Linked DNA regions of Mus musculus: region 2 is linked to region 1. The links are chromatin contacts, found by POLR2A ChIA-PET in ENCODE. All regions are on one chromosome and are shown on one strand. The core of a region is the stretch at or near the end of the contact, and the rest is flanking DNA. Distances in the headings are between cores, read along the strand shown. Region 1 holds the start of Pex12 (peroxisomal biogenesis factor 12). Region 2 holds the start of Rasl10b (RAS-like, family 10, member B).

Evidence for each region. ChIA-PET counts read pairs that join two places held with the same protein, here RNA polymerase II (POLR2A).
Region 2: POLR2A ChIA-PET joins it to region 1 with 13 read pairs in Patski. The contact joins the promoter of Rasl10b here to the promoter of Pex12 in region 1. POLR2A ChIA-PET finds 5 or more read pairs at or near these places in 3 of 5 experiments (Patski and embryonic stem cell).

Annotation. Positions count from the first base shown.
Region 1 is chr11:83,297,268-83,300,593 of GRCm38, reverse strand. Pex12 (peroxisomal biogenesis factor 12) reads left to right here and starts at 1,617. Exons shown (of 4, transcript NM_001364762.1): 1 at 1,617-1,882; 2 at 2,041-2,278; 3 at 2,553-3,106. The coding sequence starts at 2,153. It also overlaps a transcript of Ap2b1 not described here.
Region 2 is chr11:83,408,112-83,411,437 of GRCm38, reverse strand. It overlaps Rasl10b (RAS-like, family 10, member B), which reads right to left and starts at 1,750. Exons shown (of 4, transcript NM_001361568.1): 1 at 1,557-1,750.

The DNA of each region.
Region 1 (3,326 bases), core at 368-2,867:
AATTGTGAGCCTCTGAATGTGGGTGCTGAAAACTGAACTCAGGCCCTCTGCAAGAGCAACAAGTGCTCTCACCTGCCCATCATCTCTCCAGCCTTCCCACCTAGAGTTTAAGTTCCTTTTGTTTTAAAATAGCCTGCTTCTGTTCTTTGCAACTAAAAACCTTAATTGATGCAAATGTTTCATTTTCTACCTGTTTTAGCTATTTCTTAGCTGTGTGTTTTTGCTATTCACTTAAAAGCATAAACAGCTAGAGAGATGCTCAGTGGGCTGGAGAGATGGCTCAGTGGGCTGGAGAGGTGGCTCAGTGGGCTGGAGAGGTGGCTCAGTGGGCTGGAGAGATGGCTCAGTGGGCTGGAGAGGTGGCTCAGTGGGCTGGAGAGGTGGCTTGGTGGGCTGGAGAGATGGCTCAGTGGTTAACAGCACTGGTTGCTCTCGCAGAGGACCTGACTTTGGTTCCCAGCACACACATGGTCTGTAACTCCAGTTCCAGAGAATCAAACATACTTTTTTGACCTTTGCAGTTACCAGGCTGCATGTGGCACATACATATATGTGCCAGCAAATACTAGTACAACCTAAAAATCTTTTTAAAATTAAGACCCCATTGGTTAGCATGCGATATTTACCAGATGCTTTATGTAGTTCTCGGGTCCTTAAAACTCAAGGCTGAGCACGAAAGCCAACTTGAATGCTAGCCAAGGATATGTACATAAACCTTAAGACTCTTAAGCTGAAGCCGGGCGTTGGTGGCGCATGCCTTTAATCCCAGCACTCGGGAGGCAGAGGCAGGCGGATTTCTGAGTTCGAGATCAGCCTGGTCTACAGAGTGAGTTCCAGATCAGCCAAGGGCTACACAGAGAAACCCTGTCTCGAAAAAAAAAACCAAAAATCAAAAAAACTTTTAAGCTGAAACAAACATTATTTAAAACAAAAATCTTTAATACTTTTTAGAAATTCAACAATTGCACTTCTGACAGTGACTTTAGTGAAGTATGGATCATACTTTAGAACTATAAAAAAACTTCAAAATTTAAATTGAAACTAAAACCAATCCCTTTATAAGGTTCTCATTATACAAACCAATTGCCCACTTTTATACCCTAAGGTCCTCTAGAGCTGAATGCTACTATTCAGTTCGAGAATCATAACGATCCCTGCGCTGCTAATACTGCTAATACCTACTGAGCTGGAGGGCAGGAATCAATTTCATCTAGCAGAATGTGCCTAGAGCTATAACTTAATTTTACACATGGATGACAAGTTAAGCTGTCTGTAAGTAAGTAAAAAAGTAGCCGTCCTAAATTCTGGTAGGCAAGAATGAATCTTTTGTCATTTTAGTAAAACTTGCTGATAACTGACTAACACTCGGGAAGGTGGCCGACTTTGAGCTAAGCACCACCTGGCAGAAAGGACCTGGCTTGATCTCCCATGGCAACCGGCGTCAGGCAGGGACCCCAGCTCGGCACAGAGGCTCGAGTACCGCCCTCCAGGAAGCTTCGCTCAGAGCTAACCAGGAACAGAATGCACTCACTGCACTAACCCGTCGCCTCGTCGTCAGGGGGGCGGAAACGGAAGTCCCAGTTGGTCATAGAGTTCCCGAGTTCCGGCTCAGGGCTACATTCGATGCTAGAGCGCCTGTCTTCCGCCCGCCGTGTGGAGGTCCTCGGAGCTTCTGTTTCCGGGTACGGTTTCGGTCACAAAGCCGAGACCTCCTTTCGCAGGTGGCGTCACGGGTCCTCTGCTCCGTGCCCGAGGTCAGCAAGCAAGGACGGGCGCTTCTCAGGCAGCCGCCGGAGCCGGGCCTCGCAGCTCCCGGACTGCGGTTCGAGCGACACGTTTCTTGGCCCACTCCCCGCCTCCGAGTCACGCTCTGCCCTGTGAGGTGCAGCATTTGACAAGTCATTCCCCAGACCCCACGTGCCACGTCCCCAGCTCCGGAGTTAACAGTCCTTACTTTGAGACTCCCTCTCCTCCGCCTCCATATAAGCTCCCCCCACCCACCCCCGTTGATTTTTCACTCCTGTAAAATTCAATTTTTAGTTTCAGGTGCCATGCAGAAGGACTAAGACTCAGCACCCGTTTGATACAAAAACAAGTTCATGCTCACTAGAGTGTTCGTGGGAAAAGTGAATCCCAGTTCACACAAGACACAATGGCTGAGTATGGGGCTCACATCACAACTGCTTCAGTGGCGGACGACCAGCCATCCATCTTTGAGGTGGTAGCACAGGACAGTTTAATGACAGCAGTGAGACCCGCTCTTCAGCATGTGGTCAAGGTAAGGTATTACTTCTCTGAATCGTTTCAGGGACGACTGGATAAAACTCCAAACATTTTACTAGTAACCCTAAGTTTGCAATGATCGCCATGTGTCATTTGTATCCAGGACTTAATGGGCATCCATTCAAAGAGCTCTGTACTCCATTCCTATGACCTCAGGAACTCAGACTATACCCCAAAAGCCAATTACTTAAGCCAGGTGTATTGAATTTAAAAGGAAAAGGCTGATGTGAATACAAACTGAAGACTGTAATAAAATGTTTTTGCATCAGGTTCTTGCAGAATCAAATCCTGCGCACTATGGCTTCCTCTGGCGGTGGTTTGATGAAATCTTCACTCTGCTAGACTTCCTGCTCCAGCAGCATTATCTTTCTAGAACTAGTGCCTCATTTTCTGAACACTTTTATGGCTTAAAGCGGATTGTGGCAGGGAGCTCGCCGCATCTTCAGAGACCGGCCAGTGCTGGTCTTCCCAAGGAACACCTCTGGAAATCTGCCATGTTCCTTGTCCTTCTTCCCTATCTGAAAGTGAAGCTAGAGAAGCTGGCTTCTAGCTTGAGAGAAGAAGACGAATACTCTATTCACCCCCCTTCTTCTCGCTGGAAACGATTCTACAGAGCCTTTCTGGCGGCCTACCCTTTTGTTAACATGGCCTGGGAAGGCTGGTTTCTTACACAACAACTGCGTTACATCTTGGGGAAAGCTGAGCATCACTCTCCCCTGCTGAAACTGGCTGGAGTTCGGTTAGCTCGACTGACAGCTCAGGACATGCAAGCTATCAAACAGAGACTGGTTGAAGCCAGTGCAATGCAGGAGCCCGTCAGAAGGTAAGGCCATTCCTAAAACCCCTTTATTAACAAAATTTGAAAATTTGTACCAATCATCCGGTCTACCCTAGCTATTAAGTCACAGAAGTTATTCCTCACATCCATAAAGCATGGGCCACCATCCTGGTGACCTCTCTCATAATAGGCACACCTTTGTGCATGCTTGGTGTATGTAAGAGCCCCATGCGTGGTATTTGCTTTGTGTTATCTTATGCCTCAT
Region 2 (3,326 bases), core at 501-3,000, 110 kb before region 1:
AACCCCCCCATAGTAAGTGGGTGCAGAGAGGTGGTTTCCTGGGCTCTGATGGTTTCCATCATATCATGTTTTCATGTGTGTGTTTTTATATATGCATGGATCATAGGTGAATGCCTCCCCCCAGGCTGTCCTGGTTCACAACACTCAACCTACGATTATGTATGTATATGTGCACAATGGTAAATAAAGGGCAGGGTTTGGAGCAAGAACCATCAAGGTTAGACTCCCAGCTCTGCCATTTATTTAAATAATTTAAAGGATGACCTTGGCCAAGAAACTTCATAGGTATTGTGAGGTTGTCCACGGAAAGCCCAGTGCCTGGCACAGAGAAGGTATTGCAATGAACCGTGGCTACTTGTCCTCTAAGGTTTTCCCAGACGCTCAGTTGAACCTCCTGGCAATCTAGGAATGGGTCACTATCTACAGTTGCATGGGCTCATAAACTTGCAGTGTGTGTACCTGGGCATCCATATGTCCATATGCATGTATATGATGCCTTTCATTTTATTGAAGAACAAAAATCCATCACCAATAAATCAAGACCCAGAGACTTAGGGAAGGAAGCCACCTTAGCTAAGACTAGGACTCTAATCTCTCTTGTGCCTGCCTCATGCATGTCCCTTCCCCAACAGGTGCTCCTCTGAGCCTGCTTCCTACGGAGACAAAACTAACGCTACCACCACGCACAACCCTTCAGGTCCCTAGGCCTCTGGGGCATCCCTGGATGCTGCCAGCTTAGCAAAGAGGCTCAGCTGGGTTAATTACATAACAGCACGAGCAGGTGGGGATGGGGGAGTCCTGGGCCTTCGAGAGGGCAAAGAGCAAGAAAGAAGAACACGGACTCACTCTGGGTGTGGCAGAGGTTTCAGGATGTATCCTATCTGCAGATTCTCAAGCCCCCAAACCAACTCTTTTTGAGTAGTAGCAGACACGAAAACCAGGTACAGTCTGGGAGTCAAGAAGTGGGTACAAGAACAGCCCCCTATGCACTGGCAAGCCTCTGGAGCTACCAGGCCTAAGTGTGGCCCTGTCCCCAACTCAGAGGGAACAGATGCCCCTTCAGTTCTTCCCAGGCACAAGTCCTGGGTCTAAGCAGTTTACTAAGCCCACATGCCTAGTTATGTGGGGGTGAAAGGTCTGTCCCAGGAAGCAGGGCCCAGGCCCCCTGAGCTTCCCCAGGGCCTGCATTCTGCAGTGAGTCTGCAGACAGCTCCCGGCAAGAGGCAGGGGTCACACACTCGGGCCACAGTCTCTTTTTAGTCCCTTCCCCGGCCTGGACATCTTGGGTCTCTACCTCACACTGGGAAGGTCGGGGGTTCTGAGGATCCTAAAGGCCGGGCCGTACGTCCTCGGGTGGTGAGTCCCTACCACGTCCGCGTGGGGGTGGGGGCGCCGGCGGATGCCGGGCTCCCAGTGACCCGATCGGTGGCAGGTGTGGGGGCTGCAGGAGCCCCGCTGGCTGCCGGCTCCAGCTCCACTCCGGCTTGCCCGCTGCCCCCTCCCCGGGCTGCCCCTCACCCCGCGGTCGCCCCGCTCCTCCTCCTCCTCCCGCTTACCCGGGGCCGTCCCGGCTGCCTGCCCCCTGCCCTGGCCGGCGCGGCCGCGCTCCCCCCGGGCTCCGGCGCTGCCTTGGGCTCCCCCGCCCGGGGGGAGGATGAGGGGCGCCGCCCGCGGCCCGGGCGCGGCGGGCTGGGGCGCGGGGGGCCGCAGCACCGAGGGTCGCTCAGCTGCTCGCCCTGCGGAGCGCGCCGCCCCACTCGCGCCGGCGGAGGGGGAGGCGGGCGCGGGGGGTTCCGCTGGGTCCCCGAGCCCGACGGATTCACTGGGGCGCCGCGGGACCAGCTCCCCAATCCCTAACCTCAACCTTCAATCCTCCCCTACGCCCCCGACCCCCGCGACTCTCCCCTGGGAGAAATTAGCTCGAGCCTGGACGAGTTGGGGGCGGGGACGAGAAAGGCCCCGGAGCCTCTGCCTTCATTGCGACTCCCTTCCCACACAGCCTCGCACCCTGCCCTCGGCAGGGCTCGTCCCCTCCTCCCCACGCTGTCCTTTTGACCCTTACCGATACAGTCAGTCAGTGACTGGCAGATGCCCAGCGTGTGTCCTGCCCTGGTTGCTGGCATCCAGATTCTTGCTCTTCCACCCCTGAAGGACGGAGTAGAGGGTGGTCACTCTCACCCTTCACTGCGGCAGGGAACAGCAGGCCAGGCTAGTGCCAAGCAAAGCTGGTCCCCTGCCAAAGCATGACCTCCACTCCTCTAAGGCTGCGGATCCCTCTCCTTTGAGATCCCAGCATTTGCAGGGCTTGAGGGTGCAGTTCCTCTTGTATTTAATCTAAAATAGTCCTCACCAACATATTTTTATCAGTAGGTAACATTCCAATGTGGTAAGAGCTTTGCCTAAATCCTCAAGTTAAATTCCCAGAACATTCCACGAAGGAGGTTGTTTCCCCCATTTTACAGATGAGATCACTGAGGCTGAGAAAGGATGAGTAACTACTTTTACTTAAATGCAAAATGGAATGCTAAGGCTGTGTCACTAGCAGGGCAGCTTTGCTTCGGAAAAGCTCAGCAGAGGGCTCACATAGTCCAGTGGAGAGGCCACAGACAAATTCCTTTGTGAAGTCAAAAGGGGTCTTAGAGGGCAAATCAGGTGGGCCACTTCAGAGAGGTCAGCTGAGGCTAGGAGCAACTGAGAGTCCAGAGACCTGACAGAATGCTTCAGGCTGGAAGAATGGGGTCAGAAGAGGCTGACAGAGGTTATGACCCTGACTGCTTCTTGTTCCCCTAAAAGGGTCTCAAAGACCCCCGTTTTACTTTTCTTGTTGGTGTGGCAAGTACCTGACAAAAGCGACTTAGTTTTGGCTATTGTGATGACAATAGACACATCTATTGTAGCCAGAAGGCAAAGTGGTGGGAATGTGAGGTCCCTGGCACTGTGCATGCAGCCTGGAAGCAGAGATGCACGTTAGCGTTAAGCTCAAATTTCAATTTCCCCTTTTGCCTTTTTAGTCAGTCCGTGGGATGGTGCTGCCCGAGATGCAGGTGGAAAACCCCCTTCAGTTAAACGTCCCTGGAAACACACTGACATGCCCGAAGATGTGTTTCCAAGATGGCTTCAACTCTGGTGAAGTTGACAAGGATGATTCTCTCTCAGAGACCCAAACCACCAGGAGTGTCCTCACTCCTGTACTGGATGGACAAGGGCCCCTGAAACAGTGCACCACCGCTGGGCATTCGATGCCTTTAGAGTGGTGGGGAGAAACAAGCCTGGTATCCATCCACCAAGGGTTTTCCGCATGGAACTGAATCCTCCAAAGCTATTAC